Regions from separate parts of the Mus musculus genome. Here region 1 is linked to region 2. The links are chromatin loops, found by intact Hi-C in ENCODE. Cell type or tissue: left cerebral cortex. All regions are shown on one strand. Links, peaks and the distances in the headings refer to the core of each region. The heading gives the core; the rest is flanking DNA.

Region 1 (8,246 bases), core at 1,725-6,724, 110 kb before region 2:
TCCAATGAACCAAGTCCTTCCTTCTTTCAAGTCCCTCTCTCCAAATTCTCCCCCCATAACCATCTTAGATTCAGGATGAAAGTGTAGGCCAACAGGAACCATTTGTCTTTTTGTTTCTGTGGGGGGAAAAACCTGTATTTTCAAACACTCACTGAATTATCTATGGAAGAGGTGGGTAGGTGAGAGAAACACACATGCACAATTCCTCCTGTGAGTCTGAGCAACACCTATGAAACCAACTGTGACTCACCAGGTGTCTCTTCAAAGAGAAAAAAGGAAGCAATTATCACCCCACCTGGATGGGCCTTCGCTCCTCAGGTAAGCTGTTCCCCTGGCATTCGCCTTGCAGATAGTCTCAGAAACCTCACATTCAGGAGCCTTTCTTTTTCAAGTTTGGCATGGCTGGTGTATTTGTGTGTATGCTGCCTTACTATATAGCCTGTAGGCTAAAGGAAGAAGTCACTCACTGTCTCTGCTCCTCCCAACCCCGCACCTGAATCTTACGGGATCACACATTTTCTCCTAAGAGCTTTAGGGACAGAGAGGTAAAGAAAAAAAGAATGTTTGGGAAATGTCATGGCTTTCCAGCATAATAAAACATGGGAGGAACAGCACAGATGTGTTTTGTCCTTTAAGCCTGTGATGAGCAGGGTACCAGGACCTTCCAGGCTGAGGCTGATAGGGCCTTCCTCTGGGACCTGTATTTTACATGCCCTTCTAGTCAAGATGCAGTTGGTTCTAGGTTGGGAGATCAGTTAGGTTGGTTCACCTGCTCCAAGGGGGTGGGGGGAGACAGAGATGAGTGTCCTTATACCATGCCCCCTTGGAAAAGGTATTACAATGACTTTGGTGATTGCATGTGCTTTGCTAACTATTTCCTTCCAGCCCTTTGTCCTCAACTTCAATAGTGACACCTGGATGGTATTATTGTGGGTATTAAAGAACGCATTGATTTGATTTGACTTAATATGTAAACATGCAAATCTAAACAAACTAGGTGCCACTCTTAGCTGAACAAAACGATTCTGCAGCTGGGTTGCTGTGTGGAGAAAGTTCTTGTTTTTTGGTACCTTCCAGAACCAAGCATCTCAGCCCTCTTACCCTCTGGGTCTGGTTATTGGTCACCAGTTCATAGATGGGGGATGCTCTGGTCACTTCCAGTAGAACTGGCTCAGCAGGGGTTTCAGGGCTGGATGTCACATGACATAAAGGACAGGATGAGGGACACCGTCCCTTGCTCTGGCACTCCATCCGGACTCCAGCTGCCATTCGCTTGGTGCCAGAGTCTGACAGGCTAGCGATGTATTCTGGGAATGTCAGCACCTTGGGATCCCTTTCCCGCTCCTCCGACTCATCAGATGGAGAGTTGCCTGCCAGACACAAGAAAGAGGAACAGTGAGGGAGGCAAGATAGCAAGGATTGCCATGACTTGGTGGCTCCTGAGTTCTGAGGTCTAACCTTGAGAATTTGGAAAGTGCCACTGAGAAAGGAAACACTGTCACTCTTCTTAATTAGGGGCACACATCTTCCCAGTGACATAGAGAGTTGGAAATGGCCTTTCAAGTATGAGAATAGGTTGTTTCTTTTCTGAGAATCACTGGCTCCACTGATCCACATGGAGGGATGTGTCTGTGATACATCCAATTCCCAGAAAGCAGATGATAGCAGCAGTGACCACTCTATGCCTTGGCTTCTTCATAGCTCCCACCTCTAGTGTTATTAAATGGATGAATAACAAAATGATTTGAAGACACACATGATTTCTAACATGCAGGCAGCACTCAGCACCACATTCTTGGTCACAATTACAACTGAGGTTTATGGAGCCTTTCTAGGGCATTGGGATTGACTCGAGATCTCCTTCTACCATCCTCACCATTGCCAAAAGTCTACCATTGTACCCATTTCTATATACCAAGAAAGGAAAATATCATCAAGGTCACAAAGGTAGCAGATTGTGAAACTTGGTATTTGAACCCAGTGCTATCTGACTCCAAAGTGTTTAAGTCATAGAGCAAAGCCAGCATTTCTTGGCTGTATAGTTAACTCATGTGTTGAGAATGCAGAGGAAAGTTTGTCATGTTCAGAAAGATTTTTTTCACTGTTGTTTGCCACTTAGAAGTTAGCTACACAAACTCTTGATCTATTTTTGGTGACAAACATGAGACGAGCCTACTAGAGAATAATGGTTTGTTCCCCACACAAGAAAGCACCATTTTCTCTTTCTTCCTTCAGTCCTCCTGTTTACCCATTTAACTCATTATCTATAAAGGACTCTGTGGGCAGAATCCTCCAGATTTCATAAGCTATTTCTGACAGTTGGTGTCCCAAACAGGAAATGATTTTGGAGAGACTGCTGTGCCTTCAGAGATGGTGGGTACACAGAATTTCTGGTCTCCACTGGGTGCATTAAGAATGTCATACTTGAAGGGACATGGTCTGAACTGGTTGAAAGGTCTCACAAAGTGGTTCCAGGAGGTCATTGGGTGATATGACTCACTGACTTAGAAAAGCACATGTTCTCTCCTCAGGGGTATTGGGAGCACTGTCTAGGCCTTCTCTTAACTTGCTGTGTAACATGGGCCCATGTGGGAATATGGTGAGTGTAGTGGCCATTCCTGGTTGTCAACTTGACTATATTTGGAATGAACTACAATCCAGAATTGGAAGAAGGGAGTCTAGCTCGAGCTCTTGCTCCTTCGCCTGCTTGCTGCGTGAGACTGAGTAACTGCTAGATCCTTGGACTTCCATTCACAGCTGCGACTGAACCATTGTTGGGAATTGGGCTGCCGACTGTAAGTCATCAATAAATTCCTTTACTATCTAGAGACTATCCATAAGTTCTGTGACTCTAGAGAACCCTGACTAATACAGTGAGGTTCCCACTGTTTTTGATTCCCAAATGAATAGCACTATGTGAACGAGACACTCTTACCCAGCTACTCTTGGAATGTGACTTCTCTTGTGTGTGAAGGCACAGGACACACTCAGAGACTATGGGAGTCAGTCTATTTAACATTTATATTTTACTTAACTATAGATCCAGGATTGAGCTACAGACCCTCCTGGATTATAGGAAAACTAGACAATGGCGCACACACACACACACACACACACACACACACACACACACACACACACACAAACACACACACACACACACACACACACACACACACACACACACACACACACACACACATCGAAAGTCAAAAATGATAATATCAGATAGAGAGCAGACTAACCAACCTCAAATCACTTCACCCAAGGATTTATCCTTATGAACATTTAGGCCTCTGCATCTCAGTCATAGCTCCACACTTTATCTTAGGCTAAGAATAGATTGCTAGCAGCATTTGAAAAGTCCATAGACCAGCCAAGCCTTTCTGCACCCCATTTTTTGATCTGATTTCTTGTCTTCTTCACACTGCTGAGTGACTGGTCAAAGTAGGTGGAGGTGGAGTAAGGTCTTTGGACAATATCTGGTATCTTTGAAGAATCTTCATGAGGTTGGGAGCCTTTTCCTCTTTGGCTCTAATCACATTATCATCAGAGACATTTCTGTAGGGAGCCACAGCCCTCCTTTGTTGAGACTCCATTAGGAACACTTGCAAACCTACAATATGATCACTAGATGGTGGTAGTTGATCGAAAATGACTATGTTCGGCACTGTGAGACCACACCAGAGAAAATAAAATTTCAGAATCCTAAGGGTGGTGTGGGTATCTCAACATTTTTATGGCTCTTTTTTTCCTAACATACAATAAAAACTAAAAAGCAAAACAATTACAAATTATATACCTCATAACTTCACGAAAAAATATGAAATCCAGGTGACAATGACAGGATAACTGAAAAAAAGCTCACAAGAAAAATTTTTTAAAAGAATTCTCTCCAAATATCCTTAATTTTGAGTAAAAAAAAAGTTACTTCAAATGTGAAGTAATATGCCAACGTATTTCTTTTCTTTCACCTTTAAGCAAATTTTCCTAGGTCACTATCTAGGTGAATTGTGTTGAAATATACCACCAGGGGGCACTGTAACGTGAGTCCTCTGTAAGGCATTAACTTCCCTGCCCTCCAGCTGGCCATCATTAAAGCTTGTAATTGCTGTGAACAAGAGGGGCTGCTCCCCTTGTTGCTGTCTTCTGGCAATGCCAATTAAATTCAAGATGCAGTTAGTCCCTGTCAACACTCGTCCACCCTACAGTCTTGGCAAGTTTAGAGACTACAGTAGGGTGACTGAGAAGAGCCAGGAGGCAGAGATGATAGGGGTTTCCAAATGCTCCTGCTTTGCTTTTTTCTTCAGGACCTTAGTCTACATCTTCCACCCCCAGCCCCCAAATCAGGACCACATATCAGGTCCCTGCTGGAGGCCCAGGCCAAGGCCAGTATACCTCGCTAACATCATGCTCACATGAGATGGAACTGTCTAGAAAGAGGCTGGATTTATACAGAGCAATGAACAGTAAACTCCCCAAAGCCATCTATTCAGTCTCCAGCCAAGAACAGACATGTGCATGAGAGAGATTTTTCAAAGAGGAAATGCATTTTCTATGTGCAGTTAAAGATACAGTTGGGAAATACTCCTTAAAATGATGGAGTCCGTTGATGAAAGCCCACATAAATCTCCCTTACCCCAAAGAGAATGCCACCATTCACTGCAAGGGAATGAATAGCTCAGATATGAAGCTCTTCAGGAGAGCCTGCTCTCTGCTGGTGGAAAGGTGGGAAGAGGGAAAGCCACTTTATCGCCTATGACTCAGTGGACCCCCTCTTCCTATTGGCTACTCCTATTGCCATCTTTGGAATATTTCTCCATCCTCTGGCACCTAGGTAGAGATGATCCTGGTATCTGAAATACCGTGATGCTTCTTAGGAAAGTAACTATCTACTTCAGTAGACACGCAGTCTTTGAACAAACGAAACAATTTACAGTTAAGGTCTTGGAAGATGATGACCGGCAAGTGTGTCATCTGACAAAAAAACAAACAGAAACCAAACCAAACCAAACAACAACATCAAACCAATACACTTATGGCTCCTCACCACTAGTTTTGCAGAATCCATGCTTTTGTTCTCAGGGAGGTCTTCCTGTCTGGCTGTAACACTTAGCTTTCTTACAAATAGAGGAATATTCAACCTGGAATGTAGTTAACAACCCTAAAACTGCAAAGCATTTTGCAAATACAGTTTGCTATAAATAAGTGCCATTTGCTTTAGGCTAAATCTGTATCCTCGAGCATACAGTGGATGAGTTTCCCCAATAGAATATCATGGTATGAGAATATTGGCATCCTTAATGCTCAGAATCTCACTGTGTATGTGCACATGGCCTTAGGCATGTACATATTGACCCACCTCCATTCAGAAGCGTATTACAATGATGAAAGTGACCAAGTCTTTCTCATGCAGGCTCTGCTCTGCCTGTGTGAACTCACAGGTCACAAAGGTGAATTACTTGTTGTGAAGTAAATTGGTACAATTCCTGTAGGATTCTGAGGACTGCTTAAAAATCTCTCTCCTGAGTTGGTGCCTAAGGCAATGAGATGCTAATGACATCACAGCTAGAACTACACAGGCAGTTCATTAGGCAGCAAAGAAATCAAATGCAAACTAATCAGATTACAGCTTTGGGGGAGAGCTTCAGATACATGCAAAGAAGGTTGACATGGGCCAATGAAGTACAGCTCAGCAAGCTGTACGGGAAGACTGCCCACCCACAGCCAGTACAACAGGACTCACCCCAACATTTACCCCTATCTACTGTGTGAGCCATCATTCCAAGTTATCTGACTCACATTGCCCTCATTTCAGGTCTTCCAAGTAGAGGAACCCAACCTGGATTGTTGTTAATAACCCTAAAATAGGTTCCAGTCAGTCTCTTCAAGTGGTTAATATCTTTGGAAAGACTTTGGAAAGCCTGTTGGGACTTGAACTGAACCCCTAGTCATGTCATGAACACATATTCTCTGAGACTCAAATCTTAACTACAAAGGACATACATGGAGCAATTCCTATTGTTCCAGATGTCTGATGATAGCCTCCTGAAGTCAGGAACAGTGCCATTCTCACCTTTGATTTTCATTTCCCTAGTTTATCTTTTGTCTGTATCTATATGTGTATCTAGATGTATCTAGATCTATCATCATCCTTTCTGTCTATAACTTCATTCTTTGTGTATCCTGGGATAATTATCCTAAGCTCCAAGCATAGGCATGAATGATTACAAAACATCAAGCTTAAATAGAAGCAAGCATTTGGCAAACAGTTCTCCTGTCCCTTACAAGGTCCTCTAGGAATCAAGTGAAAAATGTAAGGCATTACTGTGGTAGCAGCTAACTGTGACTTGGCTGTGACTCCAGCCAAGTTCTCTTCCCTAAGTAGCAAAGCCTGTTAGGGCACCCACTTATACAGGTTACATGATGTCATACCCAAGGTCCCCCTATTTGTGGCCACCATCTCCTCCATACTCTCTTGGCAGCCTCTTTGCACATCTCAGCTCGACAGAAGGGACAGATGATGCCCCAGTTGCTGAAACAGCTCAACTCAAATTCCCTATAACTCCCTTCCTCCCCTACCCCTCTTTCTCTCCCAGGATCAGCCTGCACACAAGGACCACTCCAGGTTCTCGGCTCTCATCCATCAATTCCTAGTAGCTCCAAGCAAGCAACCTACTTAAATAATGAAAATCGTTGGTTCCCATCTGACTGATGTATTCAGAAAAACAAAACAAAACAACAACATGCAACAAGAGTGTCGTGTGTGTGTGTGTGTGTGTGTGTGTGTGTGTGTGTGTATTTTTCTCACTGAATATGTGTATGTCTGTCTGTTCTTCCCTCCCTCTCCATGCCCCCAACATTCATTTAATATTAAATTACATTCTCACCCCAGCCTGTATCCTTTCCTCCATGTACAATATCATAAAAGGAAATTATCAGTTTTAAACCTACTCTGCAGATGACTTCGGTTGTAGGTTCTTTCCTTTATCTCTTCTCAGATGGATGACCTAGGTAAGGTTTCATGGCCTTCTAGAGTCTAGAATTCCTTGTATGAAAAGTAGAAATGTCTAGACCGATTGATTCTTCACCAATACAACCTAAAGCACAACAGCATGGTGATACATGCCTGAAATTACAGCACGTGTACGACAGAGGCAGAAAGATCAGAAGTCTAGAGCCATTCTTTGGTATGGGATCAGTACAAGAATCTGTCTCCAAACACCAAAACAAAACAAGCAAAACTGCAAACCGCAAAGTCAATCTTGAACAGTCCTTGGGACCCAGCAAGTGTACTGTCTGTCAATTCATTAACTCTGACTCTGCTTGTCCACTTACCCTGTTCTGCCTACAGCCAACATCACAATATGCTGAGTGACACTGCCTTGCTCTCCAGTACAATACCTCATAGTATCCAAAACAAATATTTATTCAATGATGAGAGTGTTTATTGACTAATGAAACCTTTTCCAATGAGCTGTATATAAAGTGATTATGTCCTGTCTTCTTCAAATGCCAACTAGACATCTGAGCTTTAATTAACTTGGAGCACTGTTGTTCTAGGTTCATTTGAAATGTTCTAGATTTGACTGAAATAGTGGGGTAACTGAGTGGTTTCCACTATTCTCAGGTATAATGGATTGTTCAGAGACAACTCGGTTACCAAGATTTAGGTAAATACTGTAGAAATTTCACTCTCCAAACATTTAAACTGTATGTGTGCATATCCATGTTTATTTACTGGAGAAGTGAGGATTTGGGCTTAAGATGGGAATATGCAGCACAGTCAGCTCTGGTGCAGAAGTACAGCACTTTTTAAAATGTGGTTAGAAAATCTGAGGAGTTCTCTCAAATGATGTCTTTAGGTAGCAAAAGGTCAGGATTGATGGCCCAGGGCCCAGCAAATGTACCCAAGGACTGTATGGAAAGGAAAGCACCAGGACGGGAGGGGAAGGGAGGGCAGTTCTGGGTAGACCTGGGGAACAGAGGCATTCCAGGCAGACTGGGCGTTTGGCCTCACATGTGATTGTTCTCCAGTGCGGAGAGATAGCTGGACTCTAACAACTGACATAAGGAAGGGAAACACCTGGAAAACTCTACTTCATACAGTTTTCTCAATCTCACAGGCTCAGCCTGCACACAAGGACCACTCCAGGTTCTCGGCTCTCATCCATCAATTCCCAGTAGCTCCAAGCAAGCAACCTACTTAAATAATGGAAATCGTTGGTTCCCATCTGACTGATGTA
Region 2 (8,246 bases), core at 1,560-6,559:
CTATTTATAAGGTAAGATGGTGGATAAATGATGCTATTTATATGGGCCAAGATGATGGGAGTTAGAGCAGATATCCATGTGGGAGTAGGCTTCGTGTTCCATTCTGGACAGGTTAATTTTAGATACTTATAGCAACTCCATGAACAGAGATCCAGGAGCAGTTAGAGATGGGGCATAAAAATAAGAATAGGGGTGAGGATTGGAGGCAACATTTTGGAAACAAGCATATGGACTAGAGTCAAGAACTGTGATGTGGGGAGAGCTACTGGGGAAAATAATGTAATCTGTCAATGGAAAGAAGCCAAGGACCCTTTGAAACCTCTGAAGAGAAAGGACATGCAGACAATGTCTGAAAACAGGTGCTTTTCAGATCCTCAAATGTGTAGCCTAGTGTCACTATGGGAATAGAAGGAGGTCAAGGCATATATTCAAATGAATAGAAATGAGGGGAAAACACAATGTAGCGCTAGATATAGTAACAAAGAACCTTCCAAGTGAATTTCTCACTCCCTCAGAGAAACTTGGTTCTGGGTCTAAACCCACACTCTAACTAACCTAAATGTGCTTTTAAGTATCCAAGTGATGTTAATCCTACTTTTGGATCCTAAACTCAGAGATGGTATTTATTCCTTGACAGAACCTAAGAGCTATTTGTTGCTCCCCGTTCTTAAGAAATGTTCTTTGATGTAAGGATCTTACATATTTTATTTTAATCTTATTTATTTAACATTTAGATGCCTGGTATCTATACCAGGTCATCACTGCAAGAACAAGGGAAGGTAGGATAGCTTTCTGATGAAAGAAATCAAATTTCAGGAATAAGATATATAGGCCAGATGGAAATAAGAATTTATACAAACATACACATTCTACTGTCTGTTTGAATGAGGCTAAAATGGTCAAATCCATATGTAAGGAACACTGGCTGTGGCAGTCACTCTTTTGTTAATGCTGCAGGATTAGCATCAAGTCTAAATATGTGAGATGTCCGCAATTACCCAGTTGACACTGCACCAAGGAAGAGGTCTTAAGTATTTAATAGGCTGAAACTCAGGTCAAAGGAAAAAAAAAAAAAGAGTATTCACCCAGTTTTGACTTGTCCTGATCTTTTACAGAATTGAGTTTAAGAAAATGAAATACATTTGCTACTATTTTGACTCCCATGGGGTTATAAGTGTGGTGGAAGAAGAATGCTGTGTGTGACAAGGTGCTTCATTTCGGTGTTTGGGGTTTCTGTTACCTTCTGAATGACTGTGGGCTTAGACATTCAATTTATTCTTATTTAGCAACTTTTTATCCAGCTGTCAGAGGCATTAGATCTCATCACTGCCACTTTCTTTGGAAAACAGTAACCTTCGCCTGGCGATATTTTCCATCCCTTTCAGTGGTAGGAAAAGAGCCAATTAAGCCTCATCCTGCGGAGGTCCAATGGCCAAACACACAAAACAACGCAAACCTAGCAACTCCATTAAAGTTTTGCATCCATAGCCTGTGACACGGGAAAGAGGGAAGAGGATGCCAGTCACACCAGGTCTCCGAAAGTGGGGGTCACTTTCTCTTTTTAAATGAAGGGTACATGTTGTCCCCCGCCTCTGGTGAATTTCTTCTGCTTTCCTACAGAGCAAGTGAAGAAGAGGAAGAGGAGAAAAGAAAAGAAGGGGTTAGCTTGGACCATGATTTTTTGCTGGTAATGGACGAATAATGGCTCATTCCAGGAAGACAGAGAAAATGGGCTAAATTAGAAACCATTTCACAAAGCTGGGCCTCAGTATCAAGTTGAGCCAAACTCAATCCAGCACAGCAATTTCCCACCTCCCAACTGTTTCTGCCTGTGCTCAAAGCTCCAATTATATCAGCCTGAGTACTTCTTGTAAACTCCAAACTCTGGCTTCTCTTGCTTGCCTCCCCTGCCCCCACCTTGAGCTCTCTCTGGCTCTAAAAGGGGAGTGTTGACTGTCAGTAGATTTGGGCTTCCTTCCCTCCTTCAGCTTTCCTGAGCTGCCTCCCTTTTCTCCAGTTTCCTTTATTAAAAATGCTAATTCTACCATTTTCTGCCTGGATCCCAGACAAACACAGTCAAAAGGAGCGAGGATGGGAGGGAACAGGAGCGCAGAAATGTTCTGAACCAAGGAGCAGCTTTTTATCTGGCTGTCCCTCTCTGGATGCTCCCAGCCTTCCCTGAGGCTCACAGCAGTGCGAGCACAGCAGGGGTTGGGGGAGGAGGAGGAGGCTGAAAAAAATTTTTTTTCTCATTTTAAAATTAAAATCCCCTAAAAAGAAAAATTGCTGTCCTTGTAACTTTAGTAGGGACTTTTGGCTTTTGTTCTCTTTGTCAGAGTGGCAAATTTCATCTTCTGTTCTGGAGGCCGAGAGAAGGAAGAGCAGAGGCGTGCAATATACCAGGCTCCATAGAAAGAAGAGGAAGAGAAGATGAGGATGAATGCTCAGAGGGATAAAGTGAGCGGGGAGTGAGTGCGAGGATGTGGTGGCAGGGAAAGCACAGAAGGGAAATTGGAATGCTAAGAGAAGGCTGGGGTGGGCATAGCTGAAGAGGGAAGCAAATGAAGAATAAAGAAGCCAGTAGAAAACAATGAAGAGGGCTGGTGAGATGGCTCAGTGGGTAAGAGCACTGGGGTGGATGCAGCACTCTATAAACTGCATAGAGGAAAGAAGCCTTGGGGAAACCCCCAGAGATCAGTTATTCATACCCCACATCACCAGGTATGTTGTACAGGATTTTCTCCATCAGCCAGGCAATGCAGAGATGCCTGTGGTGCCCATACATCAATAGCACGTGCTCAGCCTTCCTCTTTCTTTTATTTCATCCAATTTCCTGGTTATATCTACTTCAAAGTCCTTAACACCCTGCCTCATGACATTGTTATCTTACAGATACTCCTAGAGCAGGGACACATCTTATATCAGTGTGTTTACCAAGTTATACCCCTTACGTTTGTTCTTCTCTCTCTGCAAACTAATGCCTGACCCCGTATAATTAGTTTTGGTATTCTCTCCCAGAGACCCTCATTTTTCTGTACTTCAGGTAGTAAAACACCTTTTACATTTGACCGTGAAACCCCTAGAGGCCATTAAAAGTGGTTGTCCGAAGCTGGGAAGAAAGAGTTCATTGAAGAGGAAATAATGCACAAGCTGCCATCAGGAGACCTGATCCCAGATAATTCAACATTAATCAGCTGTGTGACCAGCTGGATTAGTGGGAAGCCTGTTTTAGCTCTGACAGTCTTAAGAGCTGATCTTCCTTAAGTCCTCAGGAGAGCAGTACGCTGGGGGATGGGTTTCAGAGCCTCCCAGCCTTGGACTCAACTCTTGGCTCCACATAACCATGAGCCAGGTAGTAATTTATTTGATCTTCTCATGGTGATGTGGCCAGACGCAAGCTCAGGGTGATAATGCCACCTTCTGAGGGGAGCCTCAGGAATAAAAATCAACTCTCCAAGGTGATTCCCTGATTGTCACACCTTCGCTAGGCTGAAGGAAATATCTACAAGTTCCATTTACTACAGAATTAGTATTTATATCTACAACTTAGGGGCCATTAGGAAAAGTAATAGCCATACATTTTAAGTAGACGCCACTGTTTGGTTGATAATTTAAAAATACCTTACAATGGCCTGTAAAATGGCAGCTGTGACCCATGAAGAGGGCGTGATGTAAGACAGCGGTTCTCAACCTTCCTAATGTGATCCTTAAATACAATTCCTCAGTTTGTGCTGACTCCCAGCCATAAAATTGTTTTCAGTTCTACTTCGTAACTGTAATTTTGCTACTGTCACATATCATAACAAAAATATCCATGTTTCCCCATGGTCTTAGGCGATCCCTGTGAAAGGGCTGTTCAGTTCCCCAAAGGCATCTCAACCCATACCTTGGGAACTGCTGCTGTAAGCAAATCATGGGTAAAATTCTTTGTTAAGAACAGACCAGGTCTCCAACAAATGGCAGCGTTTTCTGCTACTAATGGGAATATTTCACAGCATCTGAGTTGGACCCAAAGAAGTAAATTAAAGTTGATCTTATCCAGATTCATTCTCTCCCCACCCCCATAGTGTTAAAAATATGGGTCTGAAGGATTCAGAAAGTATTTTGTAAGTCAAGTACCGGCACACTACCTTGAAGAAATTGTGTGTGTGTGTGTGTGTGTGTGTGTGCTCACTTGCACATGTTCATGTGTATGAATGTATATGTATGTATATGTGTATGTATGTGCACATTTATATGTTGTACATGCATGTATATGTTCATATTTTATTCATATATTATATATAAATGTATATAAACACAGAATACTATACATATGTATTTATATGTGTATATGAAAAACTCCAAAGATAAACATTTTGAGTGAGAATTCTGTCTTAAATCTCACTAGAGACGTCCACCATGGGCCCCCTGTGTGACTGACATGAAGAAATGGCCTAGATGACTAAAAGCTAGCACTGTACTGGTTTGTACAAACTCACACAGCAAGAGAAACACCTGCCTTCTTTTCCCTTGGGATTTGCCATCTCATCTGAGATGGGCTCTTTTGCAGTCTGTGCTGAGTGTTTGTTAGGTGGAGGGTGCTAAAGAGGGAGTGACTCAGAAGGGTAAAGAAATCCCAGTTACTCTTCCTCTCTAAAGCAACCACAGCGAGATGACAGCCACAAGCCCTGCTCATCCATTCTGACTTAATGCTTACGCTGCCGTACTGTGGGATGAATTGTGCCTTGCCTGAAATCCAGATGCTAGAGCTCTCAGTCGCTTTGTGACTATTCTGGCAAAAAAGGCCTTTAAGAAGGAATATGGGGCTGAGCTCTTATTCAGCAGGACTAGTGTCCTTAGAAAAAGAGGAAGGGAAGTCCCAGAGTTTCCTTTACTGTGTAAGGACACAGTGAGAGTGTATCTATCTGGAGGTCAGCTGTGGCTACATAAGAAACTACATCCTGGGTCTTGTAGCCTCTCCAACTGTGAACAAATCAAATAAACTTATGAGTATCAAGTTGTCTAACTCACAGGTTTGTTTTCTTTTTGATTTATTATCTTTATTTATCCTTGGTGAATTTTGTACATCTATATAATGTATTAGACTATATTTACTCCCACTCCTCCTTGGACTTCTCCTAGAACACCTCCAGCCATGTCTCCCTCTCAAGTTCATTTCTTCCTTTTTAATTCATTGAATCCAACATACGCTGTTCAAAGCACATGGTGGAGGGCCACCCATGGTAGCACAGGCCACCTACCAGGGGCCACTTCCCTGAAGAAAATCGGCAATCTCTACTCTGGCAACCTTCAGTTGCCAAGTCTCCTCAGCTAGGGGTAGGACATTGTGCCACCTCTCTCCTCTGTGAAGCAATGCTGTGATTTTGTGCAGACAACCACAGCTGTCGGGAGTTCATGAGTACAGTATCCAGAAGACAGTTTGGCGACCTTCCTCCCCAACTTTACAATCTTTCCACTTTCTTTTCCCTTCCACAATGTTCCCTAAGCTAAATGGCCAGACATGGTTTTGAATGTTTTGGCTTTAGGGTGTTATTTTGTTTGAGAGAGGTGTCTCTCTAAGCCAGGCTGACCACAGACTCATGACAATCTCCCCCTCTTTGCCTCCTGTGTGGAATTACAAAGATAAGCCACAATACCCAACTTGATATTTTTTATGGTAACTGTGGATGACTAATATAAACACTCTTTATGGCCAAACAAGAAGGTGGCATCGCAGGCACATCACAGAACCAAATAAGGAGCAGCCCGTGCCCATAAGAAGTTTAAGGTCCTGTGCAAAGGCTGATAAGAACACTCACTGCTCTGAGCTCTCCCTTTGGCTGTGGTCCTCGGGGGAAGAAGCTTTTAAATCATGACAGTGCTGACAGGAGAACAGAAATGAGCATCTTGGGAAAGCTCTGTGGGGTGAGTTAGAGGTAGCTGGGAACAGGATAATATGTATCCATAACCCGGTTTTCCTCCACCCCATATCCTGTAGCTATTCCAGGAACATTCTCTTCCCAGAAATCCCTCTTCTACAATATCTAGCTGTATCTGTGCCATAGATACACACTCAAGTGATCCAAGCTAAGCTGATGAGGACTCTATTAGATCCCATTTGCCGTAGGCTGAGCCTTTGTCCCATCTGCATTTGGGTTCTGTAATTGTGTAAAGGATGCATCATAGCCACTGTATTTCCTTCTGCTATATATATGTAAGTTGCCATTTAGGTGTTTCCTTCATATTTGTTTATTCATTTCAAGTCACCCATTCATTGGTTTCACAAACATTTAAAGCTAGCTTCTAATTTCTCTGCACCCAACTTTCTTAAACCTTTATGCATGTTATACCAGCTCTATGACAACTGTGGGCTTCATCATAAGCATAAAGAGATTCCTTACTTCCTTTCTTGAGACTGATCCCTGTCAGAGATGCAGGTATATAAGGTGTGTGTTTGTGTGTGTGTGTGTGTGTGTGTGTGTGTGTGTGTGTGTAAGAAAGAAAGAGATACATGGAGATAAGAGAGAGAGAAAGAAGAAAGATAGTGTCAGGGAGACAAGGAGAAAAAGGGAAGGAGAGAAGGCATACCCCAGCTTCACACACTGATGTGCATTGGAAATGAATTTAACAAACCCTGTGAAATTAAGGAACTGACAACAAGAACAACCAATTAAAAAAATACATCTCCCCCCCACCCCCCCACCCCCGCTTGCTGCTAACCTTTCACCAAACATGGACTGCTCACTAGCCTTGTGCCACAGCTTTCCTGTCCCCCCTACAAAGCTAAAGTTGAAATTTAATTACCTTTGCCATGATGATAACAGGTGGGGGCCTTAAGCAAGAGCTTAGGTCATGAGGGTCGCTATGTTCTCGTAGGTGTGGATGAGTTATCACAGGAAGATTTCTTATAAATATGATTTCACTTTATTTTACTCTCCATGATGTGGTCACTTGTCCTTCCTCTGTGTTATTATGTATAAAAAGTTCCTTACCATCTACTACCATGTGCTTTTAGACTTTCAGCCTCTATACTGGAAAAAAAAATCTTCTATGGTTTATAAATGACACAGTCTATGGAATTCTTTTATTGTAGTGTAAAACTGACCAAGAATAAACCAGGTAATGAAGGACAAACATTTAAAGTATATGTGACTTTGCACATGGACAATGTGAAAAGGATAGATGATTTGAAAGGAACATGTGGACCAACCCTACATTTGCATGACTGCAGCATTGAGAGTGATTCCAACGAAAAAGGACTTGGAGATAGAAATTGTAGTAAGTTGGAGGTCATTCAATAGTTGTTAATAGATTGTTGATAGAGACAGTGAAGACCTTTTTTATGATATATGTACTGGATATACTCCAGTCAAGAAAAGACAAAATATATGGATGTCTCACTCCATTACAGCATACTCTTTCAAGGTCATAGTAGGCTTGCAAGACCAGCATGATACCTTGCCTTAAGACGTGACCACCTTCCAACAGTTCCTACCTTTTAAAGTTTTCACCAGTTCAGCACTGCAACAATGGGTTGAAATTCCAAGCACATGAACCTCTGTGGACTCAAACACTTGCAAGCAGAACAAGGTCTCTGTAGGGGTCCAGTGGGGGGTAAGCAATTGAAATCTAGAGTGAAGGTCATCTTTGTCATACAATTGCAAAGAACTCAATAAAGTTGTATCCTTGTCCCATATGGAACTTTATGGAAGGCAAAACTTAGGAATGATGAACCAGGATAAGTGGTCCCAGGCATTGAAACTTTATTTTTTACTTGGCTATTTTAGTCACATGCAGTGAGATTAAGAACAGAGAGATGATTTCAAGATGAAGTGTATAATTAAAATGTAATCAGATTGGGGGAATTTGTAACTTCAAATAAAGGAAGACCATAGGACAAAGACACTAAGGCACTGAGCTACCCCCTCCTTCTCTTTAAAGGCTCAGAGATCTAAAAGGGTAGAATAGTTTATGAAGAAATGATCTGGAGGAGGCCCCCCTATGGGTTCATTGCCTGGAACCTCCAGGGACCAGTGCTCTCCATTCTGGGACAGGTTTCCTAAACCAAAGCTCAACTGATCCCAGGTAAAAACTGACCTATATCACTCTGGCTATTGATCTGGAAGGTAGAACTAACAAATCATGGCAAAGTCCTCATATCCAAAGTCCTAGGTCTTCAGGCTCTCTGAATGTAAGAACTAGAGAGACATCATAGCTATCCTGGGTAAGAATCCAAAGGATGCTGAGAGGAAGCTGTCCAAAGA

What was found. Hi-C counts contacts between places; a loop is a spot of excess contacts. Peaks named below come from ENCODE experiments on the same cell type or tissue, not always from the same donor. Only the 100,000 strongest peaks of a DNase experiment are listed, where the experiment ranks them.
Region 1: it touches region 2 in a loop (3-fold over the local background); 3 of 42 quality-filtered maps call a loop at or near these places.

Annotation. Positions count from the first base shown.
Region 1 is chr1:158,650,164-158,658,409 of GRCm38, reverse strand. It overlaps Astn1 (astrotactin 1), which reads right to left. Exons shown (of 23, transcript NM_007495.4): 17 at 1,102-1,370. Among named protein-coding and RNA genes, the nearest start is that of Gm37679, 100 kb to the right of the region's middle. In left cerebral cortex, for the core only: CTCF peaks have their summits at 3,630 (motif pointing right) and 4,018 (motif pointing right); DNase peaks (open chromatin) are centred at 4,120, 5,267, 5,561, 5,712 and 2 more places; H3K27ac peaks cover 385 bases.
Region 2 is chr1:158,541,675-158,549,920 of GRCm38, reverse strand. All of the region lies in intron 8 of Astn1 (astrotactin 1), which reads right to left. The region is part of intron 1 of Gm37679 (a long non-coding RNA gene); the gene reads left to right. Among named protein-coding and RNA genes, the nearest start is that of Gm37679, 8.6 kb to the left of the region's middle. In left cerebral cortex, for the core only: no CTCF peak of the experiment used is centred there; DNase peaks (open chromatin) are centred at 1,989 and 4,622; H3K27ac peaks cover 3,806 bases.